2 separate regions of the Homo sapiens genome follow, and region 2 is linked to region 1. A link is an interaction called in ENCODE POLR2A ChIA-PET data of the cell type or tissue named here. Cell type or tissue: PC-3. All regions are shown on one strand. Links, peaks and the distances in the headings refer to the core of each region. The heading gives the core; the rest is flanking DNA. Region 1 overlaps POLN (DNA polymerase nu). Region 2 holds the start of NICOL1 (NELL2 interacting cell ontogeny regulator 1).

What was found. ChIA-PET counts read pairs that join two places held together with the same protein. Peaks named below come from ENCODE experiments on the same cell type or tissue, not always from the same donor. Only the 100,000 strongest peaks of a DNase experiment are listed, where the experiment ranks them.
Region 2: POLR2A ChIA-PET joins it to region 1 with 5 read pairs; 2 of 35 experiments call an interaction of 5 or more read pairs at or near these places.

What each region holds. Positions count from the first base shown.
Region 1 is chr4:2,121,977-2,137,529 of GRCh38, forward strand. It overlaps POLN (DNA polymerase nu), which reads right to left. Exons shown (of 26, transcript NM_181808.4): 17 at 9,257-9,314; 18 at 7,203-7,280; 19 at 6,137-6,251. Among named protein-coding and RNA genes, the nearest start is that of NAT8L, 70 kb to the left of the region's middle. RefSeq lists enhancers at 4,158-4,863, 4,864-5,570, 13,214-13,715, 13,716-14,215. In PC-3, for the core only: no CTCF peak of the experiment used is centred there; no DNase peak of the experiment used is centred there.
Region 2 is chr4:2,034,409-2,049,961 of GRCh38, forward strand. NICOL1 (NELL2 interacting cell ontogeny regulator 1) reads left to right here and starts at 7,587. Exons shown (of 4, transcript NM_001168243.4): 1 at 7,587-7,660; 2 at 7,919-8,076; 3 at 8,328-8,416; 4 at 9,453-9,556. The coding sequence starts at 7,944. The coding sequence ends at 9,518. It overlaps LOC124900839, which reads right to left and starts at 7,506. Exons shown (of 4, transcript XM_047416543.1): 1 at 7,308-7,506. RefSeq lists an enhancer at 6,726-7,227 and silencers at 7,626-7,725, 7,766-7,825, 7,966-8,175. In PC-3, for the core only: a CTCF peak has its summit at 8,368 (motif pointing left); no DNase peak of the experiment used is centred there; H3K4me3 peaks cover 1,865 bases.

The DNA of each region.
Region 1 (15,553 bases), core at 4,642-12,641:
TTCCCACTTTACCCATATCCTTTTCCCAGTACTTTGACAAAAATGCTTTGCTGTAATACTTGGTTAGCAACAGCCAGAGCAGCTTTGGGCCCACTGAAGAAAGTAACATGCTCGTGATCTAATCACCAACACTTGCCTTGAATCGCAGAGATCCTCTCACACGTTCTAAGGTAGGAAATCCAGGACACCTATTCCATCCAAGCACTAAGGTGGCAACAAAGCTCAAACCAAGAGGCAAAATAGTCTTCCTGCCTGAACTAAAACCATCTTCTAAGACTTCCCATACCTCTGGAGAGAGAGCAGGGGTGTTATTAAATTTATTACATACTTTAAAAATTCTATATTGTCTTATATCTTAACTGGAAGGAAAGCGAAAGTGAGAAAAAAGGACACCTTCTGGGAGGAGGGACACAGAGAAAGGGAGGCAAGTAAAACACCCCAGGGTGCACCTGTGTTCAGAGGTAGAGGAGGGGCAGGGACAGAGAGTAAATGATGAGCCCACAAAACCGTGCTCAACATCCATCCCCATCAAGGAAATGCAAGTCAAAGCTCAATGAGATACCACTTCACACTCACCAGGATGGCTAGAATCAAAAAGACAGGTAATACAAAGTATTGGTGAGAATGCAGAGAAACTTGAACCCCACACACCTGTGGGAATGTAAAATGGTGCAGCATTTTTGGAAAATTGTTTAGCAGGTCATGGAAAAGTTAAATATGGGTACCACTGAACTGCACATTTTAAATGATTAAGATGGTAAATTTTATGGGATGGGTATTTTACCACAATGAAAAAAAGTTAAACATAGAATTATTTTATGACCCAGCATGTCTACTCCTAGGTATACACTCAGGAGAAATTTAAATGTATGTCTGCACAAAAACTTGCACACAGACCAGGGGCGGTAGCTCACACCTGTAATCCCAGCACTTTGGGAGGCCAAGGAGGGAGGATTGCTTGAGCCCAGGAGTTTGAGGCCAGCCTAGGCAACATAGGAAGACAGAGCCTCTACCAAAAAGAAAAAAAAAAATCTAGCCAGGCATGCTGGCATGTGCCTGTGGTCTCAGGTACTCAGGAGGCTGAGGCAGGAGGATTGCTTGAGTCCAGCAAGCGGTTGAGGCTGCAGTGAGCTGTGAGTGGGAGTGAGCCACTGCATTCCCACTAAGGGTAACAGATCAAGATCTTATCTCAGAAACCAAACCAAACCAAACCAAACCAAACCAAACCTCAGCTGGGCGTGGTGGTTCACACCTGTAATCTCAGCACTTTGGGAGGCTGAGGCAGGTAGGTTGCTTTGTAATCAGGAATTTGAGACCAGCCTGGCCAACATGGCGAAACCTCATCTCTACTAAGAATACAAAAATTAGGCTGGGTGCAGTGGCTCACACCTGTAATCCCAGCACTTTGGGAGGCCGAGGCAGGTGGATCATTTGAGGTCAGGAGTTCAAGACCAGCCTGGCCAACATAGTGGAACCCTCTCACTACTAAAATTACAAAAATTAGCTGGGTGGTAGTGGCGCATACCTGTAATCCCAGCTACTCGGGAGGCTGAGGCAGGAATCGCTTGATCCTGGGAGACGGAGGTTGAAGTGAGCCAAGATTGCACCACTGCTCTCCAGTCTGGGCGACAGGGTGAGACCCTGTCTCAAAAAAAAAAAAAAAAAAAAAGAAAAAAAAATTCAGCCAGGCATGGTGGCATGTACCTGTGGTCCCAGCTACTTGGGAGGTAAGGCTGGAGAATCACTCAAACCTGGGAGGCAGAGGTTGCAGTGAGCCAAGATCGTGCCTCTGCTCTCCAGCCTAGGGGACAGAGTGTAACCTTGTCTCAAAAAAAAACCAAAACCGAAGCCAAAACCAAAACCAAACCTGTATACAAATGTGCATAATGCATTGTTCATAATTGACAAAAAGTGGAAACAACCCAAATGTCCATCAAAGGACATTTGATGAATAGATAAATACACGGATTATTTGCTTATTTATATTGAAATATATAGAATATATTATTCCATATAATAGAGTATTTTTCAGCCTTAAAAAGGAATGAAGTACTGTTAGCTCCTACAGCATGGATAAACCTTGAAAATACTATGTTCAGCAAAAGAAGCCAGATACAAAAGGTTCCATGTTGTACAATTTCATTAATGTGAAGTGTCCAGAATAGGTAAATCTAGAGACAGAAAGTAGATGAGTGGTTTCCAGGGCCGGGAGGCGGGGTGAATTGGGAGTGGTGGTTAATGGGCATGAGTTTTCTTTTTGGGGTGATCGAAATGTTCTGGAATTAGATAGTCGTGATTGTAACTTTATTTTTTGAGAGACAGGTTCTTGCTCTGTCGAGGCGGAGTGCAGTGGTGTAATCATAGCTCACTGCAGCCTCAACCTGGGCTCAAGCAATCCTCTCTCCTTAGCCTCCCAAGCAGCCAGGACTACAGGATAGGCGTGTGCCACCTCATCCGGCTAATTTAAAAAAAAATTTTTTTTGTAGAGATGGGAGTCTTGCCATGTTGCCCAGGCTGGTCTCAAACTCCTGGCCTCAAGTGATCCTCTCCTCTTTGCCTCCCCAAATACTGGGATTATGGGCATGCGCCACTGTGCCAGGCCAATTGTAACATTAAAAAGGTGAATTTTATGGTCTGTGAATTATATCTTGATTTTAAAAGATGGTGAGAGCTTAGGAGAAGGATGTTTTCCCAGGAGCGGGGGCACAGAGACCAGGAGAAAGCACCGGGACAGGCAGGGCCCAGGGATGCTGCACACCCACAAAGACCCTGTGGAGGCTTTGACTTGTCCCTTGCTGGGGGTGGGGTCCTCGTTGCTGTTGCTGGCCCTGGACCTCGGAGCCAGGCACATCCTGGAGGCGATCATTGTCTTAGATGTGAGGAGCTCCAGGCTTCAAATACAAATAAACGCCTATGTAGGTAAAATGAAAGTTTGTTTTAAGAAGCAAGAAAGAGCTGGCAGTGAGAAAGTAAAGGGAGTAAGTATAGATTTCTTTTGTACCTAAGCAATAAATGAGGTCTTCAACCAGGTTGAAGATAGGATTTCTTTCTAGGGTTATATTTAGGGCAATCCTAAAGCAGGTTTTTTGTCCCCCAGTAGAGGGGAACGAGGAAATCAACAAAGGATATGTTAACAATGCTAGAGTAAAAATGGAAAATAAAAGGAACATGGATGAAGGCTGCCATGTAAGGCTGGGCTGGTTGTGCACTGCACAGCTGTAGGAGGAGCCAGGCACACAGGTCTAGACATGTGGCGACTCCTGGAGATGTGCACTGCAGTTCTTATCCTGGCAACAGAGAAGCTCCCTCCTTTGAGACAGGAGCCATTGGAGAGGGGGAGGAGGGTATACGGAGACAGTGAGGTGGGGTGGAAGGGAGTTCAGGAGCCCCTGTCTTAGGCCTTCTACTTTGTCACTTAAGTAAGAGCGGGGGTTCTTTTTGGAGATTAAGAGAGAATAGTAGTTATTTGTGGAAGATCAAAAAAGTCTGGAGCAACAAGAGAAGACAGGAAGTCAAGAATATTAAGGGCTTCTCTCAGTCCACATGGCCTGAATTTCTAGTGGACTCAGCTGCCACCACCTTGCAACTTCCGCCAGCACCTGGGGTGGGGTAAGAGGTGAGCAAGTAAATAATGGGGATCACTCAGGGCTGGAAACCAGAGAGCAGGGAGAAGTCAGAGGAACACAGCTTCCTAAGGGGGCAGCTGATGGGCTGAGCGGAGATAACAATGGGTCTATGTGTGTCCCGGGATCCATCCTGCGACCTTTCCTGAGTGCCCAGGAGGAGCTGGAGCTGACTGGGTCTCAGTGCTTTTGGAGCTCAGTGGGGTGCAGGCAAGACTGGCTAAGTGACAGACCTGGACAGAGATGCCAGGAGGAAGGCCACTGGCAGAGCTGTGAGTGAGGCCAGCGAGGACCCAGTGCAGATATGGGCATTGAGAGGTGGAGAGCTTGGAGTCCTAGAGTGGGCCCCGATTGGGGTGGAGGCCACTCATGTGAAAGGACAGGGTCACAGAGGGTAAGGTGCAGGGTCTAAGGAGGAGGACAGAGGACAGGAGAGAACGACAAGAGGATGCCCTGCATACTGGGTGGGAGGCAGGACTCCAGTGCCCAAAAGCTGGCCTTGGCTCCTGGTGCCCTGGACCCCACCATGTGCTGTGCTCGTCACATCGACCCGGTACAGTGCCTCTTCCTGTGCTGGGCAAACACTTCATTATTCTTTGCTTTTGTCACTTTCCCTGCTGTCACCATAAACACAATTTCACAGCTACTCCAAAGTCCAGGTGAGTGTAGAGTAACATTCTCAATCCTCTGCTCCCCGTATATAAAATATTTCTTCCTGAATTTTGTCATTCAAGTAAGAGTCCTGTGGTGGTAGCCTTTTTGGAGAGATTTTCTGATTCAAACGCAAGTTTGCGTTCTATACTATTCATTCATTTATTTGACAAATCCTTTGTGAGTCCCCACCCTTTGTGGAGCACAGTAGGGACGAGGGTGGATGAGGTCTCGGCCCCTGGGCGCTGTCGCTGCAGCAGGATGGACAGTAGAGCAATACATGGGAATGTGCATCGGACCAGAGAGGAGCAGAGACCAGAGAGGAGCGGAGACCAGAGAGAAGCGGAGACCAGAGAGGAGTGGAGACCAGAGAGGAGTGGAGACCAGAGAGGAGCGGCGCCGTGCCCAGCATCAGGGGAGGGTGGTCAGGGGAGGGCCCTGAGGAGACGCCGGGAGGGCCCACTTGGATGAGGTAGGGGAGGGAGACACACGGACATTCGGGGAAAGAGCTTCCTGAGCCCCAGGACAGGAAAGGCCAGAGTGAGGCGGGTAACTGGTGAGCTCAGGCCTAGCCAGGGCAGCTGAAGAGGGAGCACCAGGAGAGTGGGTGGCAACCAGGCCAGAGAGCAGCCAGAGCCCTCGCAGGTCCCCCGCCTTCAGCAAAGACAGAGGCGGAGACAGCGCATGGGGAGGGGAGTGCAGGGGGCCGGCCTAGTGAGGGGCTGAAGGACAGACCCCTCACCCGCTTAGGACTCTGCTCCTCTGACTTCTCCGATCCCCATGATCTGCTTCCTCATCTCCCACCCCCAGGTGCTGGGCAGCCTTTCTGTGTGACATCGTGAGGGTGAACAGGTGGCAGGAGATGAGCTGGGACGGAGGGTAGGGAGGGGTGAGGGGGCCATAGGGAGGGGTGAGGGGGCCGTAGGGGGAGCAGAAGAGGCCCAAGGTGATGGGGAGGTGGCACCTGCAGCTGATGAGGGAGGGGACAGTGACTCAGACACACGGACCTTCCAACAGCCAGCACACACTTCCCCCTCCCCTTCCTCAAAGGGGCACTGATGCACCCGGCCCGGTGAACACCTGTGATGTATAAGCCAAACACAATAATCCACTCCTCCTTTTTTCTGGAGTATAATCTCTCCACCTCCCTTGCAGCTGGTGCAGCTGCATGACCTGCTCTAGAAAGTGGGTATAGCTGTTGTCTGCACCGGGCTCTCCAAGAGCACCTTGACTTTCCTGGGCAGAGGAGAGGGGTGAGAGAGAGCCTTGCACCCGTCTCTCCATCCTGCTTTGGAGACCGGAGCAGGTATTCCACCAGGAGGAAGAGAAGCCAACGTCCTGAGAATATGATGAAAAAGGACGGGCCTGGGACGACACTGCCAAGCTGCCCAACAAAACCCGAGCCCATCTGCCTCTGGAATTCTCTGTGAGTGTAAGCCACTCAGGCAGGATCTTTCACCCGCAGCTCAAGAAGCCCCTGGCCCACAGATGGGCTGGGGCGTGAGTACGCAGCAAGCACCTTGGCTCTCCTCGGAGGGCAGTGGCTCACAGCCAGCACCGCGGGCTCGCTCTTTCCGTGGTGCTCGCCTGCAGGGCGCGGGACTCGCTGGTTATTTTATCATTTCTATTACATTCTCTAGGAATGGACTTCTTTTTTTTAGTGGGGAAGAACCATCACTTCCTTCACAATTAGGTAACTCATGGCATCCTAGTTATCTACTCTTCTTTTCAAAATGATTAGCTATTAGCCACAAAAAATATAATTTCTGCCTTATGAAAGTAGCCTTGGAATAATTCCAGGCTTTTAAACTCATGTTGGCCTTCCTGCAGATCTGATAATATTGTGAGTTCATATATCTTACCACTGTGAAGTCAGAGTAGAAAATACATCATCTCTTTCAGATTCCTGGAATAACTTCAGAAGTTCCGGATCTCCAGATAAATGTGTAAGAATGCGCAATTCAATCTGTGAAAAGTCTGTGAGATACAGTTCTGCATTAATTTAGAGTTTGCCAGCAATGTTCCTCGTGTTTGCTGCGCACCCCGGCCACCCTCAGACTCTCCTGACTCTGTAGCCTCAAGGTCCATGTCCCTGCCTCCCATCTCCCAGGGTCCTCTGACCTCAGTGTCAGGAGGTGAGAAATGAAATGGGGAGGATTGTGCAAGGTGAGGAGGCTCAGGAGTGAGTGAGAATGTGTGCGTGGAGGGGAGTTGTGATAAATAGGATGACCAGTTATCCTATTTATAGGCCCCATCAACAAAGTGACATTGAGTAAAGGCACGGAGGTGGCAAAGGAGGGCACCAAGATGGTCTCTGGGGAAGAGGAATGGCCTGGGCAAGGGCCTGGAGTGGAGCTGACTCTTAGCTGGGAGGAGTAGGGTCCGGCAAGGCCGCAGCGAGCAGGGCAGACAAAGCACGGGGGCAGGGCCAAAGGTATCTGGGATTTAGATACGGTGATGTGACGGGACACTGCAAGAAAAACTTGTTATTATGTACTGTGCCTTAGAATTTATTTGAAAGAGGCCAGCCGCAGTGGCTTATGCCTGTAATCCCAGCACTTTGGGAGGCCAAGGCAGGTGGATCACCTGAGGTCAGGAGTTCGAGACCAGCCCAACCAACACAGTGAAACCCTGTCCCTACTAAAAATACAAAAACTAGCCAGGCATGGTGGCACATGCCTGTAACCCCAGTTACTTGGGAGGTTGAGGCAGGAGAATTGCTTGAACCCAGGAGGCAGAGGTTGCAGTGAGTCAAGATCATGCCACTGCACTCCAGCCTGGGCCACAAAAGCGAGACTCTTGTCTCAAAAAAAAAAAAAAAAAAAAGAATTTATTTGAAAGAATGAATTCCATAAGTACCTTTGAATTGTTCAATTTCTAAACCTTTGAACCCTATGAAAATGCATAAAGCAAGCTACAGCAACGTACCTGCTGCTAGAAAGGTGTGGCCTTTGGATGAAACAAACATGGCCCTCGGGGAGATCGTGAGAATCTTGTCTTCTTTACCTGAATTGTTATTTCAAGAGCATTTAGTGAATTTGGTCATGAACTGATGCATAGCTATTCCTCAATACAATATTATTTGAATATTATTCTGAAGTCCAGAGTTAAGATTTTAAATTTTTCCGAATATTTTTATTAATTTAATTATTTTAGAGATGGGGGTCTCACTTTGTTGCCCAGGCTGGAGTGCAGTGGCACAATCATAGCTCACTGCAGCCTCGCACTCCAGGGCTTAAGCAATACTCCTGCCTCAGCTTCCCAAAGCAGCTGGGACTACAGGTGCACACTGCCATGACCAGCTGATTTTAAAATTTCTTGTAGAGACAGGGTCTCACTATGTTGCCCAGGCTGGTCTCAAACTCTCAGACTTAAGCAATCCTCCTGCCTTGGCCTCTCAAAGTGCTAAGATTACAGGTGTGAGCCATGGCGCCTGGCCTTATTAATGTAATTTAAAAATAACATATTACTACTGAAAGTTAACTAGGTTTTCTGTTTTTTTTAATTTTCTGTTCTGTCTAGAATTCTTAATGAAGAAAAGAAAAAGTCAAACGTTGACAACCAAATGCATTCCAGTAAAAGCAATCTTGAAACTCTCTGAGCCTCACTGATTGAAGGTCTATGTGGGAAGGGGCAGCAGGGGATGAAGCTGCTCAGGATCCCTCTCCTTGGACCCTATTTCAGGACAGTCACATGTATTTTAGAAAGGACTGCTCATTGGGGCGGGGAGCACTGGCTCACACCTGTAATCCCAGCACTTTGAGAGGCCGAGATGGGAAGATCACTTGAGCCCAGGAGTTTGAGACCAGCCTGGGCAACATGGTGAAACCCTATCTCTACTAAAAATACAAAAAATTAGCTGGCCGTAATGGTGCATGCCTGTAATCCCAGCTACTAGGGAGGCTGAGGCAGGAGAACCCAGGAGGCGGAGGATGCAGTGAGCTGAGATCACAACACTGCACTCCAGCCTGGGCAACAGAGCGAGACTCTGTCTCAAAAAAGAAAACAGAAGAGGAGAGGAGAGGGGAGGAGAGGGGAGGAGAGGGGAGGGGAGGGGAGGGGAGGGGAGAGAAGAGGACAAGACAAGACTGCTCATTGGGCTTCATTGTTTTGCCAGGACCTTCCTGCACAGCAGGGCCCCCAGCACAGGGGCAGGAGCGCCACTGCCAAGGGTAGGACGTGTACAGGGCATGGGCAGCAGAACTCTCATTTGCTCAGATTTGAACTTTTTCTTTTTTAGAAATGTACCCATCAGCATCACAGCAGAATAGCTTAAAAGAAAGAAGAGTGTTCATGTGCTTTTTAATGAGCTCTTAAACTCTTTTTAAGAGTGTTAGTGTGCTTTTATAAACATTTCCAGTAATGTTCAAACTTTAATAAGCACCAGTGCTATTATATGTTTGTTTTTTCTTTATTGGGAGGCTGGTGGGGGAGAGATGGCAGGAGGAAAGCTGCTTTCCTGATATAATTATCATCCATTTCCACTTGTAAACTGCTAACAGGGAGGTACCATATCACTTTAGCTGTTTTTCATTCTTTCAATGTATGTTTAAATCCTGGTCATGCAAATACAGAGAACTTCAGGAAGGTGAAGCAGTTAGTTATATAGAAAATCAATGACAAGTAACTTTTTAAAAAATGTTAAAAAGGGCACACTGGCTCACACCTGTAATCCCAGCACTTTGGGAGGCCAAGGTGGGAGGATCACTTGCGCCCAAGAGTTTGAGACCAGCCTTGACAATATGGCAAAGCCTCATCTCCACAAAAAATACACACACATACAAATTAGCCAAGTATGGTGGTGTGTGCCTGTAGGCCCAGCTACCCAGGAGATTGAGGTGGGAGAATCACCTGAGCCCAGGAGGTCAAGGCTGCAGTGAGCTGTGATCGCACAAATGCACTCTAGCCTGGGTGACAGAGTGACACCCTATCTCAAAAGAGAGTTACCAGAGACTTTAGCAAGGTAGTAAGAAATGAGTTACCTTTAAAATTCTTAGGTGTAGTAATCTGAATTGGGTGCTTGGAGATACCTTGGATATTCTGTTAATAATAAGAGACTAGCTTTAGTTAAAATATCTACTCTTAATCTGTACTACTTAGGGTATTTAATGTACATCACATTTTATTAAACATTAAAACAAGTAAGCCAATGTAACATGCATAAGCACATTAATACTTAATACAGTTGTCTAATATCAAAACATAATTTTGGTGAATACACCACTAAATGTACTTAGCAGATTTGAGAACAATTCCTTTTGACTCTAGCCTGTGTGACCCTTAACATAATTATGTACAGTCATTCTTTTTACAGCAGCCCAAATTATGAACTCAGTTAACTTAAAAATTCCTACAACATACGCTAATGGTAGATTTATGTGAAATTTGTATATTGTACTTTTATTTTAGAACACATTTTAAGATGAAAATTCTGGTCTCTTTGATGCTGGTCATTCCCCTCCCTCACTGCTCCTGGCACTTCGTACCTGCCTCTGTCTTAGCCTGTCCTAAACTTGGTGGCTTGTGCTACGTCCCCTGCAAACTCTTAGGGCCATCTGTTAAGCACCTTCACACTTTTACAACTTGGGCAATGTGCAATAGTTCACATGCTTCTAGCCCGTTTCAACTATTCAAATCATGAGAATTTCTGTCACAACATCCTTTGGATTCTTGGCAGTACCTTGGACAATAATACCCTGCTTTGTCTGGGAATAGAACTCACTGGGCATTATTAGTTGGTCTTGACTCCCTGGCTAAATCTGACGAATTGTGCCAAGCATCAAAGTCCTGCAATCTTACAGCAATGCTCCTTAGTTCCCCCTAGAAGCCCTGGGAAGTGGTAAGGCCACATTGTCATCCTCATTTTTTTAAGATGAGGACATGAAGGCCTTGGGGTATTAAGTCAGTGGCTCTCAAGTTTTCTATACATTAGAATCACATGATACCTCAAAAAATACCCAATATTTACAGGATAAGCTCAATAATAGTGTAGAGATGACAGAGAAAACAGCTATTGAATTTGAAGAGAGATCAATAGAAATGATCCAATCTAAAGAAGGGAAGAACAATAAACAAAGACTCAAGGACCTGTGGGCTAATATCAAAATACAATATCAAATTGTGTTCTCTTAGTTCCTAGAGAAAAGAAAGAGAATTGTGCAGAAAAAAGTTTTCTTAAAGAAATAATGGCTTCAAATTCTGAAATTTAGTGAAAGACATACTTTTTCCAATTTGAGAAGCTGAACAACCCTAAATATGGTAAATTAAAAGATAACCAGGCCCAGAAACATCATAATCAAACTGCTGAAAAAACTGTGATTTAAAAACAATCATCTTGAAACTAGCCAGGGTAAAATGACACTTTTCATGCTGAGGAACAGCAATGTGAGTGACTGCAGATTTCCTGTCAGGGACCATGCAGACCAGAAGACAATGGAGCCACAACTTCCACAGACTGAAAGAACTGCCAGCTCAGAGCTCTTTATTCTATCCTCCAGGAATGAAGGTGAGTGAAAGACATTCTCAGATGAATAAAAATTAAAGTACTCTGTCATCTGCAGACCTGCTCTAAAAGAAATGCTACAGGAAATTCTTCAGGCTGAAGGGAAATGCTTCCAAAGGGAAACCTGGAACTTCAGGAATGAAAGATGAGCAACAGAAATGGTCAGTATCTGGGTAAATATAATAAATCAGCTTTTTTGAGTTCAATGGCTTTTGTAAGCCTTTTGCATCTTATTTGAAGTGGTAGAATATGAAATATAAAAATAGCTTGTGGCTGGGCACAGTGGATCCCACCTGTAATCCCAGCACTTTGGGAACCCAAGGCAGGAGGATCACTTGTGCCTAGGAGTTTGAGGCCAGCCTGATGTAAATTTACATGGCTATTATAAAAAATGGCAAAAAAAAAAAAAAATAACATGCTGTCAATAATGCAAAGAAAGGGGGAACTCTGATATACTGTTGGTGGGAAAGTAAATTAGTGCAGCCACTATGGAAAACAATATGGAGGTTCCTCAAAAAAAGAAAAATTAAAATGCCATATGATCCAGCAATTCCACTGCAGGGGATGTATGGAAAAGAAAGGAAATCAGTATGACAAATAAGTATCTGCACTCCCATGTTTACTGCAGCCCCGTTCACAACAGTCGAGATATGGAATCAGCCTAAGTGCCCATCAATGGGTGAATGGATAAAGAAAATGTGGTAAATATACACAATGAAATACCATTCTGCTATAAAAAGAATGACATCCTGTCATTCGCAGCAACATGGATAAGCCTGGAGGCCATTATGCTAAGTGAAGTAAACCAGGTATAGACAGACAAATACTGCATGTTTAATTCCAGTATATGTACATAGTGGTAGCAGAATTGTTCACCTGTACCCCTGTGGAAAACAACTTTATTAACTAGAGTGCAATAATTGTGTTCAGTTGCTTCTGTCTTTTGTCTTTAAGACTCCATTTGTTTCAGGTCAGCATCTCTTTTCTCCCCCTGCCCCCCAACAACTTTCCCCAGTGAGGTTGTTTCACACAAATTTAATATAATTAGATGGACATGTCACATTCTGTCTCCCATCCTGAGATCCCCCGACTTCATAAATGACTTTTAAAAATTTACATACATTATAGTTCACTCTTGCTGTTGTACATTCTATTGGTTTTGACAAATGCATACTGTCAGCTATCCACCATCATAGTATCATACAAAATAGTTTTACCGCCCTAAACGATCCCCGGAGCTTTACTTATCCAACCTCATCCCCAAGTGCCAGCTCTGAACTTTTGGAAACCACTCATCTGTTTACTGTGTCTACAGTTTTACCTTTTCCAAAATGTCACATAATTTGGAATCGTGTGGTATGTAGCCTTTCCAGATTGATTTATTTCATTTGGCAATATGAATTTAAGATTCATCCATGCCTTTTTATGGCTTTGTAGCTTATTCCTTTTTATCACTGAATAATATTTCTCAGTATGAATGTGTCACAGTTTATTTATCTATTCACTTCTAAAAAGACATCTTGGTTGTTTCCAGTTTTTGGTGATTATGAATAAAGATGCCATAAGCATTTGTGTGCAGGTTCTTGTGTGGACATAAGTTTTCAAATTAATTTGGTGGATGCCTAGGTGTGTAATGGCTGGATCATATGGTATTTAGTTTTGAAAGAAACTGCCAAACTCGAAAAGTGGCTGTACCATTTTTCATTCCCACCAGCAATGAATGAGTGCCTGTTGCTCCACACCCTCACCAATTAATAATGTAAGGTTTTTGTTTGTTTGTTTGTTTTGCTTTTTGATCTTAGTCGTTCTAATAGGTATGTAGTGGGATCTCATTATTGTTTTAACCTCCCCACCTTTTTGATACCACGACTTCTCCTCATCCTTCAAATCTGCACACAAGCAGACTTCCTCCTTTCCTTAAGGAGGAAACCTCCTCTAGCTCCCTAATTAAGCAGGCTGGGGGTCTGTCACAATGCTCTGAAGAGCATCCTTGACATCTCTCAGTTCAGACCAAGTACTGATCACAACGTTGAACAGCTGGAGACCTGGATCCCCCTTTCCAGGAGCACCTCACACATAGAAAGTATGTAATACGTGCGTGTTTACTGAATGAGTGAGACAGAGAGGCATTGAAAGCATGTCAGTAATAAAAATTGAATACACATAACGTACAAATTGCCACCTTCGACTAAACTCCTTCCTTCTGCTTGTGCCTTGTGCACGCATCCCCCCAATACTGATGATGTTCCGCTACAGAGAAAGCACCACGATATGCAGCCCAGGGCAGCAATGCAAAATGAACTCGCACACAAATCTGGCCTTCTGGGAGTTATTGTCTGTCATGACGTGTGTATCACACATACAAGTCACATAACGCAGGGTTCAAATGAACAAAATGAAAGGGTGTCACAGGAGACTCTCCATGGTGCTCTGAGGGAAGAAGAGAGTACTTCAGGCCCCTGAGGAGTGAGGCTGGGGAAATCAGCCTCACTCATGGCAGAGTTCCAAGAAATCAGGAGACAGGAAGCGGCCACAGAACCACATGTGTTTCTTCTGTAACCAACCTTCATGGGCCTTCAGCAAGGCCTCTCTGGAGGAGATATCAGCCCGTGCCAAGCTTTTCATGGCCAATGCTCCCCGTTGGTTGTGGCACTGTGCGCCAACCAGATCTGTGAATGTCTGTTCATGTGCACGGGTTCACATTTCCAAACACATGAAACACTGCTGCGCTTCTCTATGGGCCTCTGTGATGCAAGCAGCCATCAGACAGAGTGCCGTCCCTAACGCCTCATGAGCAAACGCATGTTCACAGGTGTCTACGTGAGCAATTAGCACATACAGCACGTGAACTACCAAAGACCGAGGGTGACCAAAGTGACTGTGGTGGGAAGCGACAACTAACAAGAGTCCGAACATCTGGGAGGAAGCTGGGTCCCACCAGGTGAGAGTCCAAATGTGGGAGAAGCCTGTGGGGGTCACCCAGCACACTGGGGGTGTGGATGAAAGCGTGGCTATCACACGCCCATGAGAGCATCGAAGTCAGACATCACTCTAGCAAGCGGCTGCCGTCACAGACCAACACCACGTGCTAGCACGCAGGGGAACCGTTCGTGGAAGAAGAATAGAGAAGCGATCACTACCTGCAGGCATCCTCTACTGGGAGGGGCTAGACTCCCCATTACTCTCCTCGGGCGAGGAGCTGGCCACCCAGGCCGAGAGCAAATGGTGATATCTGAATGTTTCTGCAGGTGAAAGCCTCAGAACCAGCATACTCCTAATTTGTTGGAGTCAATCATGTTATTTACATTACATAAGCTGGTCCCCTCGTGTTGACCACCCATGAACATTTCATCTCCCAGGTCCAACGAATGTCCAGGGGGCGGAGACCATGCCCATGTGTCTCCTAAGCTGAGCAGAGAGAGCACACAGTAACGCAATCATACAGCAGAATGACTAGTTTAAGTTCCCCAAACTACGGAGATGGAAGCAAACTGGAATAATTTTCTTACAATTTTAATCTCCTCTAGGGTATACAGTTTTCTGCTATTACTGTGGACATCAAAATGTGTGGAGATCACTTCTCAGCTGCCTGTTAAATAAGCCCAGCTGAACCCCGCAGAGGAAGGCACCTGTGCTCAGCCCTCATGGGTTGCTCTGGGCAGCCCAAGTCTCCCATGAGTGGTTGCAGGGGAAAGTGCCAGCCATGTGGATGGGGCACATCCCAGCATCTGTTTTCATGGTGAACTTGGTATGTTTTTGCAAATAAGAGAACTGATCTAAAAAAATTGAATGTTAACAGCCTTTATTTAACATTCAGTGAAAGGCAAGGTGCTGAGATGACGTTTTAATTCTACAATGTGGCATTTGTTAAAATCTCAGTAGCTGTTAGTGGAATGCTATGCAGGGAATAGTCTCAGCTGTGGGTGAAGGGGTTGCGCCCAGGAGGTACATGAGCCCGTTGCTTTTCTCCCTAGGTATTGTGTGGGCCTGGGTATCTTCATCTGTCTACCTGACTGAAGCTCCAGATGGAAGGTGCCAAACTGGGGAGGTGGTGGAAATAAGGAAAAGGTGATGGCAGCCCTGCTTTTAATGTGTTGACTATGTCCTTGCAGCCTCTGGAATGAAGCCAAAGGAAAGTGATAGTCACAGGGTCTTGGCCAGCCTGAGGGCATGCTGGCTCTCCTTGTCTTGAGAAAGCTGTGGCAGTCGCCCCACACGTGCCAGGCTGTGTGAGGCACCTGAGAGGTGCTGTGCAGAACAGCCACACGGCACTCTGCCCTCTGGACACAGCCTCCCGGGGCAGGGCCCACGGCGTTTTCACCGTGTCCCCAGCACCTACTACACAGCCCAGCACACAGGAGCAATTCACAAATAGTGGCTGAATGAGTAAGACGAAAAATAAATAATTTTCACAATAACCTAGCAAAGAAGGTGCTGCTTTTATCATTTCATGGATGAGAAAAGTGAGGTTTCCATAAGTTAAGTAACTTGCTAGAGTAACACATCTATTGACTGAGCTGAGATTTGAACTCAGTTCTGCCCTAAGCCAAGGTTCTGTTGCCTCCAGGGTCCGCCAGACAATGCCAGCGGTCTCTTGAAATAATTTTTCTTGATTAAAAGAAAATCCAAGTGAAAACCACAACAAAAACACAGAAAAGGGCAGCTGGCACAGAGCTCAGAGTGAGGGCCACAGCAGCACACCTGCTATGGCACCTGAGCCAGGCTGATGCCACTGCACTTGACCTAAGCAGCTCGTGGAGCCTGACCTGCAGCCTGA
Region 2 (15,553 bases), core at 2,478-10,477, 90 kb before region 1:
GTGGCCTTGGCTGTCCTGTCCATCAGGGCATTTCCTCCGGGATGATAGAGGTGTCCCCCTTTTGGTGTCCCCTGCAGTGAGTAACTGCCACCTCCTTTGGGAGCTGGACAGCATCTACAATTCCAAGATCTCAGAGCAATGCTGTGTGGGGGATTCCTTAGCTGTTAGCGCTCCCTTTTCTTTCCATATGGCGTCATGAGCGTGGAGCACCAGGCACCCATATTTGGAATCGGTAAATATGTTGACTCTTAAGTCTTTTCTCAGTTGGAGGACCCTGATTAGACCAATTAATTCCACTTTTTGAGCAGATGTCTGGGGAGGTCAAGCTTTGGCCTCAATGCCTTCTTCTCGGCTAACTACTGCATAACCGATCTTTCTTTCTCCCTTATGAATAAAACCACTTTCATCTCTGAGCCACTCAACATCGGGGTTATGCAGGGGCTCAAGGGCTCATCTTTGAGGTCAGGCCTGCTAGAGGAGGTCTGTTCTATGGTTTCCACACAGGAGTGAATGAGTTGGGGATCTGTTTCCTGGGACACGAAGTCCAGCAACAAGGGAGAAGAGTTTAAAACTCGACATACTTTAAGGGTAACATCTGGGGTGTCATGCAGAAGGGTCTGATATTTCAGTAACAAGCCCCTCGTTAGCTATTGGTGTCCCTTTGCCTCTAGGACTCTCTATACTTCATGGGGGGGATCACGACATCTGATGGTTGTCCCAAGGTAAACTTACTGGCTTCTGTCAATAGAGTGGTGGCGACTACAGCTCGCAAGTATCCTGGCCACTCAGCCACCACCTGGTCTAGTTTAGAAAAGTAAGCCACTGGTATAGGGTCATTCCTGAGCCTCTGGTTTAGGATGCCCAAAGCTACCCTTTGTTTTTCAGCCAAGGTGAAAGGGTGGAGCTGGACAGCATCTAAAAGTTCATCTAAAGGGTGAAAAGTTTTTCTTTTTCTTTTTTTTTTTTTTTTGAGACGGAGTCTTGCTCTGTCTCCCAGGCTTGAGTGCAGTGGCGCGATCTCGGCTCACTGCAAACTCCACCTCCCGGGTTCACACCATTCTCCTGCCTCAGCCTCCCAAGTAGCTGGGACTACAGGCGCCCACCACCGCGTGCGGCTAATTTTTTGTATTTTTAGTAGAGACGGGGTTTCACTGTGTTAGCCAGGATGGTCTCGATCTCCTGACCTTGTGATCCGCCCGCCTCGGCCTCCCAAAGTGCTGAGATTACAAGCGTGAGCCACCGCGCCCGGCCTAAAGGGTGAAAAGTTTTTCTATGTTTGGGAGTCCCAAAGTAGGGGCTGTTCCCAGCTTTTCTTCTAATGTTAGGAATACCTGTTGGCAGGTTCCATCCCAATTTAAAGGCTCATGATCACGTCCTTTCAGAGCTTCATAAAGTAGTTCTGCTGTGAGCCCAAACCCAGTAGAATCCAGCCATTCCCCCAAAGGCCTGTTTCTTAGTCTGAGGGGACTGGAGTGCCAGGATGGCCTCTTTTCACTCCTGAGTCAAAGTCCTGTCCCAGGAGTGGGCACATACCCCAAATACTTAGCCTTCTGTACAGAGATCTGGGCATTGCTAGGGATACCTGATGCCCTCGTTTTTCCAGAAAATTAAGGGGCTGGATTGTGTTCCTGTCAGAGACTTCCCTAGAAGGGCTGGGAATTAATAGGTCATCACATATTACAAAAGGGACCCATAGTTAACGGTAGCTCCTTTAACTCTTTTGCCAGAGATGGGGATTGTCTCTAAAACCTTGAGAAAGGACGGTTCAGTTAAGCTAAGAGGCGGCATGAGTGTCTGGATCAGTTCATTCAAAAGCAAAAATATACTGGGAGTCCAGGTGTAAAGGTATACACAAGAAAACATCCTTAATTAGGCATTAAGTCTAATACTGTGAACCAATGAGCATCTTTAGGGACTTGGCTCCATATTGTGTAAGGATTAGGAACTATTGGGAGGATTGAGGTAACTGCCTAAGAGTCTGAGCTGACACTGATGTCAGCTCCCCCAGCTGCCATCAGGAACTCCTTGCTATATGAGCTGGGTGACAAGTCAGTCCAAAGTCTGAGTTACAGCCGACCCAACTGGCCAGACGTGGGTGCGACTTCCCACTCCACCTGACAAAAGCAGTAAAATCTTGTGTCTGGTGCTTAGATGAGCTGGTTCAGTGTTGACGGAAGCTGAAGACAGACGGAAGCTCCACTACAACATGTTCAGGGCGGCCCTCGAGGACAGCGTGGAGAAGAAATCCTCCCTGTGGGTATAACTCGGATCAGTTAGCTTGCTTGTCTGCTTCACGTAGAGGCAGAAGAGTCATGAAATAAGAATATATATGGAGTCGTGGGTGGGGCTGTTTGGCTGGTTGATGAGAACCCGGAAGGAGCAAGTTTGGAAGAATGGGGAGACACGGCTATGGGGAGTGAGTGTGTGGACGAACAACAGGAACAGGCAGAGTGGGAGGGCTGTCACATTGCACATTCATGCTCCGGTGTCCTCCACAGGGGAGGCACTGGATGACCACGTTGATGGCTGATATGGTTTGGTTCTATGTCGCCACTCAAATCTCGTGTGGAGCTCTGATCCCCAGTGTTGGAGGAGGGGCCTGGTGGGAGGGATTGGATCACGGAGGCCGACTTCCCCTTTGCTGTTCTCATGATAGTGAATGAGTTCTCACGAGATCTTGTTTAAATGTGTGTAGCACTTCCCCCTTTGCTGTCTTCCTCCTGCTCTGCCATATGAAGAAGGTGCTTGCTTGCCCTTTGCCCTTCTGCCATGATTGTAAGTTTCCTGAAGCTCCCCAACCATGCTTATGTATATCCTGCAGAACTGTGAGTCAAGGAAACCCTTTCTTCATAAATTACCCCGTCTTAGCAGAGATGGGGTTTTGCCATGTTGGTCAGGCCGGTCTCGAACTCCTGCCTCCAGTGATCAACCTGCCTCGGCCTCCCAAAGTGCCGGGATTGCAGGCTTGAGCCACTGCGCTCAGCCAATACACTTCTAAATAACTTCTTAATCAAGGAAGAATCACAGTAAAATTAGAAAGCATTCTGAACTAAATTAAGATGAGAACTCATCAATATTTGTGTGATGCATTGAAAACATTAAATGCTTAGATTAGAATATAAGAAAGGGATCTTCTAGAAGTGTTTCTTCATATGAAAAAATAAATAAAAATAGTTAATCGGGAAATAACTTGACTTCTTCTAATATCTCAGTTTTCATAAATCATCTAGGTGAATTGTTAAAAATAAATTAGGTAAATGTAAATAGGATAAACATTTATAAATTAACTTTTCATGTAATTTGAAATCTTAAAGTTATGTTATGATAAATTAAATGATATTCATAAATGTCTGGTTCATTTCCAAATAAGATAAAAAATTGAAACAAATTGCTGAACATACATATGTTTGTTCTTGGTTTCCTAAATTTCATAAAAGACTACATATATTTAGGTCTATTAATACACATAAAAATTATGTTATGCATTCTTTTGATACATAAGTTTTCAGCATTTTTACATTTATAATTATATTACACTATAAATTTTACCACAAATACTATTTTGCCCTTATATTGCAAGTTTTCTAGGATGCTATTTTTGTTATTGTTCTAATTGTAAATATTTTATAATTTCCCTTGTGATTTATTTGACCTATGTGTTATTAAATTTGTGCATTTAAATTTCCAAACATATGGAAGTTTTCACTTATATTTTTGTTATTATAAGTAATAATTACATTGATTTGTAGTTAAAAAAATGATCTGTATGATTATTTGACATGTTTAAATTATTTGACATGTTTAAAGCCTTTATTAAGTGATCAGTGTGTATATATATATATATATATATATATATATATATATATATATATATATAAAATTAAAATTTTTTTTCTGGAGACAGGATCTCACTCTGTTGCCCAGGCTGGAGTGCAGTGGCACGACCATGACTCACTGCAGCCTCGAACTCCTAGGCTAAAGGGATCCTCCTGCCTCAGCCTCCCAACTAGATGGGATTACAGGCATGCACCACCACATTCAGATACTTTTTAAAATCTTCAAATCTTTTGTAGAGTTAGGGTCTTGCTATGTTGTCCAAGCTGGTTTTAAACTCCTGGCCTCAAGTGATCCTCCCGTCTCTTATAAGCACAAGCCACTGTGCCTGGCCTAATTTTTTTAAAATTAAACATTCTGCATATACTTAAACAGAATGTATTCTGAGGATACAGTGTTCAATATATGTACTCAATTAGATAATGTTTTGTGAAGCATTCAAATCTATATCCTTACCAACTCATTTCCTGTTTGAATAATTATCAGAAAAAGCACGTTAAAATATTACACTATAATATTGAGATTAATTATTTCTTCTGTACTTCTGTCAATGCCGCTTTCAATATTTTGAAGCTTTGTTATTTAGTGTCTTGCTATATCACAACCCCTTTTGACATCAGTACCTAGAACTGGGTTAAAATGTTTGCCTGGATTAGGGTTAGTTTTCAATGAAAAATCCTCAGCTCTGTCAACGATCTTTTCATCACCTGGGAGTTTATATCAACATACAGTTTTGGTATCAAAATCAAAGAAAGCATTAAATAAGCGAAATGTGTGAATAACACAAGTGAGATTTGTGCAAATTCATTTTTTTTAAATGATGGTGAGCGTTGTGCTTGTCCTCTTGTTGGATTCACGAAATAGAGTCACTATCAAAAGAATACATTATGGCTGAACTCGGTGGCTCATGCCTGTAGTCCCAGTACTTCGGGAGGCCAAGGCGGGTGGATCGCTTAAGGTCAGGAGTTCAAGACCAGCCTGGCCAACATGGTGACACCCCATGTCTACTAAAAATACAAAAATCAGCTGGGTGTGGGGGCAGGCACCTGTAATCCCAGCTACTTGGGAGGCTGAGGCAGGAGAATCGCTTGAACCCAGGAGGCAGAGGTTGCAGTGAGCCAAGATTGCACCACTGTACTCTAGCCTGGGCGACAGAGCAAGATTGCGTCTCAAAAAAAAACAAAAAACAAAAAAAAATTACAGAGAGACCTGTCTCTAAAAATTACAAAATGGTTCTCACCTATAAAATATTGACATGTGATAGTTCAAAATTGCTTGCTAGAAATTAAAATTACTAAGAGTTAAACTTAGGCCAGGTGCAGTGGCTCACGCCTGGATTCCCAGCACTTTGGGAGGCAGAGGCAGGTGGATCACTTGGGGTCAGGAGTTCGAGACCAGCCTGCCCAACATGGCAAACCCTGTCTCTACCAAAGAAAAAAATACAAAAATTAGCCGGGTGTGGTGGCACGCACCTGTAGTCCCAGCTACTGGGGAGGCTGAGACAGGAGAATCACTTGAACCCGGGAGGTGGAGGTCGCAGTGAGCCTAGATCATGCCACTGCACTCCAGACTGGGTAACAGAGTAAGACTCTGTTTCAAAAAAAGAGTTAAACTTCTAATTAATATATATAATTCTGTATATAAAGTGCACCAAAAAGATGTGTTTTATGAGAAAAATTATAAGAAAGGCACAAATATGTGTTATTTATTGAGAAAAAGGAATAATTTTAAGGTTATTTCAAATATGGATTTAGGAAGGAAACAGAAACAACATCCAAAGGAACCAGCAAGTATGACAGAGAGAGAGAGACAGAGATGAAGACAGTCATGGGAATGAAGATGCATTTTTGGTAAGAAATATACATATATATATATATTTTTTGAGATGGAGTCTCACTCTGTGGCCCAGGCTGGAGTGCAGTGGTGTGATCTCAGCTCACTGCAACCTCTGCCTCCTGGGTTCAAATGATTCTCCTGCCTCAGCCTCCCCAGTAGCTGGGATTACAGGCGCGTGCCACCATACCCGGCTAATTTTTGTATTTTTAGTAGACACGGGGTTTCGCCATGTTGGCCAGGCTGGTCTTGAACTCCTGACCCCAGGTGATCCACCGGCCTTGGCCTCCCAAAGTGCTGGGATTAGATTGTCCGTGGGCGCGACTGTCCGTGGGCGCTAGGGGCAGGGGTGATAGGAGCAGGTCGCGAGCGGGCGCAGCGTGGGACCGAAGGGGAGAAGGACGCCTGCGGCCCGGCGCGTCCCCGGAGGCACGTCCCCCCCAGGGCTCCGCGGCCCCGGCAACAGCGCGGGGCTACCCCTCTACGGCTCCCGCCCCACTGGGGGACCGCGACGGCCTGCTCCCGGGCTCTTGGCTCCGAGTGGAGAAGAGCGCGGAAGTGCGCACTAGCCCGACACTCGGGAGGGCCGCTGCCTCCCCAGGCGCCTGGGACAGCGGCCCGCAGCCCCCACCCGGCCCCTCGGGCCCCGCGTGCGTTTCAGCGCGCTGAGGATGCAGCACACCCCCGAGGTGCGACCGGGTCCCCGAAGCCCGGCGTCGGCCCAACCCGGAGGAGGCAGCGGCAGTCACGGGCACGCTTCCCCAACCCACCCTCCCACCCACTCTTAGGGTCAGGACACCCGCGTCCGGCCGGGGCAGGGGCGGCTCTGACCACGCGAGAAGCAGGTGCGTCCGCAGTCCCAGCTTGTGCCGGGAAGACCACCGGCCAGAACCCCGGGGGTTGGGGGTAGAGGTCGGCTAGGCTGGGGAGGGGGGCGCCCGAGGCTCCGGGTCCTGCACGGCGAGCGGGGCGGCCTCCAGGTAGGGGTGCGGCTCCGCCCACCAAGAAGAGGGTCTGGCGGGAGGTGTGGTTAGTCCCTGAGCTCCCGGCCACAGCGCGGGCTGCTGGGTGGGGTGGGGGGGGAGCGGGGGCGCCAGCACCCACGTGCGCCTGGGGCGCCTTCTGAGGAGGCCACCGCCTGTGTCGGTGTCGGCGTGGGGGCCTGGCTCCGACGGCTGGGACCATCCCTCCCAGGGCGTCCGGGGCCCAGATTCGCACTTGCCGGGCGCCCCCGGGGGCCACTGGCTGCACGGCGCTCTTTAAGGCCAACAGCCCTGAGTTCACGGGACTGAAATCGGCACAGAGAGGCCGAGGACCTGTGGTCGGGGCTCCGCGCAAGCGGTTCTCCGGTCTCCGAGGACACCGAGAGGCGGAGAGGAGGACCCTGGGTTGGGGGTGGGTAGCCGGGAGGGACCGAGCAGGCTGGTGCCCACCCTGACGCCCGAGGATCGGGGAGAGGCTGGGCCAGGGAAAAGCCGGGCGAGGGCGGATCCCCCGAGCCGATCCCCCAGACCAGCTCTCTCCGGGCGGTGCGACCCCACACTGGACCCCACTCGCCCGCGGTCGGAGGCCAAGCGTTTGCATGCGCAGCTCCCCGCGCCTCGCGAGCATCGAGCAGCTCCCTCAGGATCGCTCCTGACCTGCTGAGCTCCAGCCACAGATTTCCCACTTCCTCAGCTTTTCTCCCGCCGGCCTTGCGCTCTGGAGGTCTCGCCCCGGCGCCGCCTCCTCCAGGCAGTCCTCTAGACTGCATCCGCCATGGGCCTGGACGCTGCTCCCGGGGGCAGCCCCCGGCCAGGGCCAGGCACACCCGATTCCTGGAGCGTCCTAGGTTCCTCTAAACCCGCGGCCAGCGCAGTCTCGGGTTTCCATGACGACGACGTCGGATGGGGAACCCGGGCGGGGTCGGGTCGGAGCGCATGCGCGTTGCGCGCCGGACGCGGAACGTCTGCCGGTGTCCCCGCGCTGCTGGTCCCGGGGTCCCTGAACCGCGGTAAGGGCGGTGGTGCGGGCGTCCGAATGGGCGTTTTCTAGATACGGGGCGCGGACTAGAGGCTCGCTGGGCCCGGAGACCGGCGGACTGGAGTCGGGGAACCGGAGGTGGGGAGGGGGCTCCCGGGCCCGGGGTGGGTGGGTCCAGGGCTCCCAGGCCTGGGGCTTGGACAAGGGTCGTGGGGCCCGCGGGAGGGGACGGGGGCTCACCGGCCCGGGGCGGGCGGGGCGGGCGCCGCTGACCCCTCGCTGGCTTCAGGGCGGCCCCGCTCCCTCTGCTGGCCATGGCCCCCCCGCCCGCGTGCCGGTCCCCGATGTCACCGCCGCCGCCGCCGCTGCTGCTGCTGCTGCTGAGTCTGGCGCTGCTGGGCGCCCGGGCCCGCGCCGAGCCCGCCGGGAGTGCCGTCCCCGCGCAGAGTAGGTGCCGGGGGCCGGGTTCCGGGGAGCGGGGCGGGGCTGGCGACAGGGGCGTGCGGGGCCGGGGCTCTGCGGGGAGGACCGCGCCTCGCCTTTGTTCCCGGGAGCGGGTCCTCCCCTTCGCGGGAGATGGTGGCTTGGGGAGTGGGGACGTGCGCTCTTTGGCACTGGGTGGACGGGCCCAGAGTGCGTGGGGGCCTTGCGGGTGACCCCCCCTGCGCCCCCTCCACCCTGACCCGCGCCCCCCGCAGGCCGCCCATGCGTGGACTGCCACGCCTTCGAGTTCATGCAGCGCGCCCTGCAGGACCTGCGGAAGACAGCCTGCAGCCTGGACGCGCGGGTGAGCGCCCGCGGCGCGACGGTCCTCCCGGGCTTCCCAGGGGGTGGGGAGGGCAGGGAGGATGAGGAAGAGGCCCCCTGCGGGAGTGGAGTGTCCCTCATCCTTCACCCCGATTTAAGATGCCGCACCTTGCCCCCTTCCTCTGGCTCCAGTCATCCAAGGGGCATTCTGGGCACCTGTCTCACCTATGAGACGCCCCTCTCTCCAGCATACTCTATTTCTAGCCCCTCCCCCAGAAGGCTCTCACTGGGCACTTTGTCCTATGACCGCCACTCCTGAGGGCTGTGACAGATCTGGACCCTGGGGAAGGACTGTCAGCCCAATCCAGGATCCCCTAGGTGGGCGGCAAGGCCCCAGGGCAGAGGAGAAACTGAGGCCGGAGGATGTGGCGAAAGTGTCAGGAATGGGGGGTCAGGCTGGGCAGGGTGGTCTGGATCCTGGGTGGATGCACAGGTTGGTTAAGGCCCCTCCAAGCCTGGATGAACAGGGAGCCCCCACGCCATGGGGTGCAGCCAAGGAGTTTTTGTTTGTGCCGGGGCTCAAGCTTCTTCCTGGAAAGGGAGAATTCTAGGAAGGAGAAAGCAGGGAAGACCCTGCCTGGTCCCACCCCCCACCAGCCCTAGTGTCCTTCTTGGGAACACTCCAGAGGGCTCCGACTAAGACCTGGAGCCCTCTCCCCACTCACAGAGCCTGGAACTGAGCTCTTGGGAGGAGCAGCCCCCACCTATCCTTAGGCATGAGGGTGGCAGGGAGTGGGGGACAGTGGACCCCTGCGGGTGGTGTGGGAGCTGGAAGAAGGCAGGTGGGCACGCTGGCATGGCGTGGGCACCAGCAGACCCCAGGCAGGCCCCACCAGTGGGAGCCACTGCAGAGGAAAGAGATGAGTGGGAGGCTCTGGGTGTGGGGGTTAGAGCCAGGGCCTGACCTTGTCTGTCTCAGGAGCCGGTGGAGATAGGGCTGCCTTGGGTGGGTGGAGGCCCAGGGGAATGCCAGTGGGCAGCTGGGCTGCACCCTCACCCCTCTTGTTGCTTTGCAGACGGAGACCCTACTGCTGCAGGCAGAGCGCCGTGCCCTGTGTGCCTGCTGGCCAGCGGGGCACTGAGGACCACGCTGCTCCGTGTGAATAAATGCCCAGTGGCACGCCTGTGTCCTGTCTCTCTGTTCTGGCCACCAGAGCCCCTGCGTCGCCCCCGGCAGTCCTGGGTTGGGCCCCTCTCTGGGCTTGGGTTTCCCCAGCTGTTCCAGCTGGGCGAGCCCTCTTGGCTGCTGTCCCATACCAGTGCCCGTGCGGAGAGGTGGACACACACGTCCGACCTCAGTGACCTGTGCTTCCTCGTACCTGCTCCCCTGCCTGCCTCCCCTTGTTTTGAGGCTGGGGAAGTGTAGAAATCGGCCTGACCCCCCTGAGCCCCCAGAGCAGCTGCCCCAGGGCTGAGCCCCTCCAGGCTCCTGCACCACTGAACTGGTGGACCAGCTGCCTGAGACTGTGGGAGACAGAGGGTCCCGGGGAGAGAGGGCAGGGCCACCCCACACAGCATCATCTCCCCTGCCAGCTCCCACCTGCAGCCCTGAGCCTGGACCCTGGTCACTGGGGAGCTCTGGATGGGAACTTGATGAGGCCGTACTGCCATCCACACACCTGTGCACACAGCACCCAGGTGACCTCCAGCTGAAGCGGGCACCTCCCTCTTTTCATTCATTCTGTAAATGCTTTTTCAGTAAAATTAGAGCCTTTTATCAAAGTAATGCAGGAACATGGTTAGGAACAAATCCAGGTGAACAGCAGGCTGGAGGTGACTGCCAGGTGCCCTAGGTGGGACTTGGCCTCTGGGGCTTTGGTTCCCTGGCCCTGGGGCCCCAAGCCCTGCCCTGCCTCGGGCGGGTGGAGCTGGACGTGCCTGGTATCCACAGTGAACAGAGTCCTCCCTTGGAGCTGGCACACGTGGAGAGACTGAGTCAGGTGTCCAGCCGGGAGGATGTCTGCGCCCTCTAATGCAGGCCAGGGAGAGCAGGGGCCTGAGGTCACTGCAGGCCCAGGCAGGGTGGGGTGTGGGGCAGGAACCAGTGCCGGCCACCAGCACCTGCTCAGAGGCTGGGAGGCTGGGCCATGTCTTTGGGGGCATGGCCTGGGTGGTGCTCATGTCCCATTGGTCAGCCTTCCTCACGCCTTTCTAGCTGCAAGGGAGGCCAGGAACATAGCCCTATTTCTAGGCTTATATTGACAGATTTAGGCAATCAAGTCCAGGAACAGCCAGATTCCTGTTTATCCCTGCAGTGTTAGGGATTCCTCACACTAAATATTGTTTATCCAAAATTCAAATATAACTCAGTGTCCTGTGTTATGGGCAGCTGTGTGCCCTGGCACAGGGTGAGGTCTCCATTACTATAAAAGATGGGGTCTGGGGCACACTCGTCACACACGCCCTGGGGAGGTGCCCTCTGGGATTCAGTGGGGGCAGGAGCCAGGCTTGGCTGTGGGACACTGGGTGGAGAGGCCTCCCCCTAGGCCTTGCGGGGCTGGGGCAAGGACAAGGTTTGGTAACGGGAGCTTCTGGCTGCCGGTAGGGAAGGGACTTGCGGGGCTTGTGAGGAGGTGACGGCAGACTGAGAAGGACAGCAGCCCCACGGCAGCAGAGGGTAAGAGGCCGCTGGATTCCGGGTGTGTTTGCAGGTAGAGCCTGTGGGATTTGGGTGGGGGGTGGGAGTGGTCATGGGGGTCCGGGAGGCCACTGGGGAGGTACGCCTGTAAAAGGAGCTGGAGAGAGAAGTCTGGGATCCCCTGTGGCCTGTTTGGGGGCAGAGGAGAGAAGAGGGCCCCTAGGGGTGACGAGCAGCTGTGAAGCAGGAAGAGAACTGAGCTGCGTCCCGGGCAGCCACAGCTGTGTCTCATGCCACCAAGGCCAAGCAAGGCAAGAGGACCACAGGGTCCATGAAGAGCGGGGAAGGCCTCGGAGGAGCAGAGCGGAGGGAGCCTGGCCACAAGCGTGGGCAGGGCCAGTGGCATTCACACTCAGTCCTGGAGCCATGGCGCAGCTTTCCTGCCAGGGGCTCAGCAACTCAGGGATGAGTCAACCCTGGCATGGCCGAGCAGTGACCTGGCACTGCAGTCTCTTTCTGGGACACCTTTTCTTTTCCTGGACCTGCTATTTCCCTGATCTTCCCTGCATTCCGCCCTTATGTCTGTAGCTTCTCCAGTGTCAGGGCATCCCCTTGGTCCAGGGCCTCTCCCTGTGTTCCCTGTGGGCCCTGCCTTCCTCCCTGACCGCTGGGTATCCCCACTGCCCACCTGCACTCCAGCCCAGAGCCGCCTTTCTCTGGATCCTATGTCCTCTTCTCCCTGCTGCCATGTAGAAAAGCGTGTGGGAGGGACACTGTGTCTGCTTGTCTGGAAGGCGGCTGCTGCCACAGTCCATCTGCAGGTCACCCTTCCTACCGCAGGGCCTGTGCATGTGCCCTCTGCAGGGACGCATCCCTTGCCCTGGGACCGGCCTCACTCTGCAGCCCTGTGTCCCTCCTTAAATAGTTTATTTTTAAGAGAGGGCCTTGCTCTGTCGCCCAGGCTGGAATGCAGTGGCCTCATCACAGCTCCCTGCAGCCTCAACCTCCCAGGCTCAAGCAATCCTCCTCACTGGGCCTCCTGAGTAGTGGGGCCCACAGTGCCGGTACCAGCCCACAGAGCCCAGAGCCTGTAGCTGGGTCCCCAGCGCACGCCGACACACCCAGCCCCGCATTTTCTTCTAAGCGTTTGTCCCTGAGGGGTCCCGGGGTGTTTGTTTCTTTCCTCCCTGCCACCCCACACTGGATTGTGAAGCCCAGGAGGGTGAGATCTGCTCTTCCCAGGCGCCCCTGCAGGCCGCGCGCTCCCCCAGTGGAAGCTGCAGGGAGGCTGCCTGGGCCAGGGCTCTGGGAGGAGCTGGCTACAGGGGTCCCCCGCAGCCCCTCCCTTCCTGCTCTGGGGGTCTTTGGGACGCAGGGCTGCATGGGGTGTGGTTTTGGGCCATCTTCCCATGGAAGATGCGGGGTAGGGCGAGCCTGGGGCCTTGGGCGCCTTTCTGCCACTCCCACCTCCCGGCCTCCTGTGGAGCCCCGTTAGGCGCCCTGTGGGCCTGGGGACCGTTTTGCTTTTCCTCCTTCTTCCTCTGGCCTCCCGGTCTGTAGTTCCACTTCATAAGAGACCTCGGCCCGCCCCCCGCCCCGTCTCACCCGCAGCTCCGTTCCACCCCGCCCTGCTCCCTCCCACCGTGGCCAGACCCGCGCCGTCCTGGGGTTCCCCTGGGCTGCTCGGCGGCTCCCCGCGCCCCTGTTCTTCCTCCCCACGGACTCGGGCTCGGGGCGTTCGCGGCGGGATAGGAGCGCCCCGACGGCGTTGGAGGAGACCCCGCAAGTCCGGCCTGGGCGTGGGCTCGCGGGTCCCCGCTCTGCCGTGGGTGGGGCTGCACTGCCCACGTCCGCTGCGTTGGGTGTGCCCTCCTCGAACCTGAGTATCCAAGCGGCGGAGGCCCGGGCGCCTCTCAGCTTGGCATCTGAAATCCGGACGGTCTCGGCCGCTCCGCTCCCAGGAAGGCGAGGCCTGCATGGGCCAGGCGGGGCGCGGGGGCAACTGGGGCAGGGGCAGGGGTCTCCGGTGAGGAGGGCGCTCAGGGAAGCAGGAGACAGAGGCGGAGGTGGGCGGCCAGGGAGGACCGACAGGTCTGGGTTTCCGCTCTTGCCCCACAGGCTGACCTGACCGAGCCTCAGTTTCCTCCTCTGTAAAATGGGCCCTTGGCGACAGCCTGGGGCTGATATAGGCGCTCTGCTGCTGGCGCTGGGAGCACCGTGTGGCCTACGGGGTTCTCCCCTTGTCGTGGGGAGGGGCTCTAGGCCCCCCAGCCCCCACCCAGAGCAAGTACCATGGTCTCCCAGACCTTCCAGGCTGCTTCCTGGAGCCCAGCCCTGACCCTTCCAAGCTGACGGTGTTCTGGTGCCTTCCAGGTACCTATGAACCCGGGGCTGGAGCACAGGCCTCAGCTGACCATCAGGGCTACTGGGGGTCACATGGCCACGGGCTTTGGGTGACTTGTAGGGGCTGGAGGGTGAGGCCAGGCAGGCTGGTGGGAGGGAGTCTGCAGATGGAGACTGGAAGGGCCACCAAGGCGTGCTGAGCAGGCCTCTGTCTCTGGGCCTGGCTGCTGGGGCCGAGCAGTGGCAGGCTCAGGCTGAGGCTGTGGGGATGAGGTGGAGAGGGCAGGGGCCGGCAGAGGCTGTGGCCCTGTAAGGGCTGGACCGCTCTCCTCAGAGGTCACTCAGGCCTTGGGGTCTGGGTGGGGACACTGCTCAGGAGCTCCTGGACAGTGACCATGGCTTCTCCCCTCTCCTGGCCCCCATCAGAAGCATGACAGCCTGTTCCCCCAGTCTCTGCTCTGGAGCCCCAGGCCCCCATTCAAAGCCCAGCCTCATCTTCCTCCAGCCCCCTGGCTCTCCAGGCGCGCCAGCCCCTCACTTGCCTCCACTGCCTGGTTTTTCCTGCCCGGACCCCTTGCGTGCTGATCCCTCTGCTGGGACGCCCTTCCTGCCGTCCACGTGGCCGACCTTAGGACGACACTGCGGAGCTGCCCCTGTGGCTGGGCAGGGACCCTGGTCAGCACTTGAGCGTCGGGTGCAGGGGTTGTTGAATGGATCAGCGAGTTCCTTCGAGATTGTCCATGACCCACGTTGCCTCCCTGGAAGGCGTGAACCTAAAGGGTTGCCCTGACCCTGTGCCCCGGCGCCGCAGTCCTCAAACCTGGCTCCGGTAAACTCTCCACTTCACATTAATTTTGCCTCAGTTTTTTCCCTTTAGGTCAACATATCTGGCATAAGTCAGCAGGCTTCAGTGACCCTCTTCCCTGACCACCTGGGGCTCCTTCCAGGACTTGGGGGTGGTATGAGCAGGAACCCACCATGCTCCCCTCACTCCAGAGGTTTCCTGGGTGCACAGGGGTGAGTCCTCCTGAATTCAGAGCTTTGTTTTCTTTTTGGTTGACATCTAGATTTTATTTGGAGTGTTTTTTAAACCTGCTTTTAACAGAAAGAGGGCTTCAGTCTCTGTCTTTGGACAGGGGACTCAGATAAACAGAGAACTCCGCCTTCTCTGCCACTGCCTCAGGGCAACGGGTTTAGGGCCTGGTATGGGCACCAGTCTGGCACTGGTGGTTTCACATCTTTGGGCCTAAAGTTACACAGCAAGCTTTAAAAATTGCAACTGCTGGGCTGGGCGCGGTGGCTCATGCGTGTAATCTCAGCACTTTGAGAGGCCAAAGTGGATGAATCACCTGAGGTCAGGAGTTCAAGACCAGCCTAGCCAATATGGCGAAACCCCATCTCTACCCAAAATAAAAAAATTAGCTAGGCACAGTGGCACGCACCTGTAATTCCAGCTGCTCGGGAGGCTGAGACATGAGAATCGCTTCAACTCAGGAGGCAGAAGTTGCAGTGAGCCAAGATGGTGCCATCGCACTCTAGCCCGGGCAACACAGCGAGACTCTGTCTCAAAATAATAATAATAATAATAATAATAATAATAATAACAACAACAACAATTTCAACTGCTCCCCGTTGCCTGTAGTTCAGACTTGTCTTTTCATTTGGGGCCAGTTCCTGTCTGTCCTATGTGGGAAGGTGCATGAGGGTGAGTTGCCTCACCCCAAAGAGAAGAGTCGGTTGCTGTCTGCGACCCATGCAGGTGCTCTGGGCAACCAGAGACTTGGCAGAGATGTCAGAACTGTTGTCCTGGGTGCGCGGTGGCCTCACAGGACACCCCTCACAGGAGAACATTTCTGTAACTCCCACTTATCTGGAAAGGTATAAATAAGGGCCTGGTCACGCCACTACCTAGAGTCCCTGACTCTCAGTTGACACCCTGAGGAGTGGCTCATTAGCAGCGCACTTCACCCCAAAACACATCCCCAGCCTTGGTCACTTTTGAAAAGTTCCTAAATTATGGGAAACCAAGCTTCAAAATCTGAGCATTCTTTTCCTTTTCTATTTTTCTTTCTTAAAACAATTTTTTGTGAGACAAGTTCTGGCTGTATCGCCCAGGCTAGAGTGCAGTGGCACGATCTCAGCTCACTGCAGCTTCCACCTTCCAGGCTCAGGCCATCCTCTCACCTGAGTAGCTGG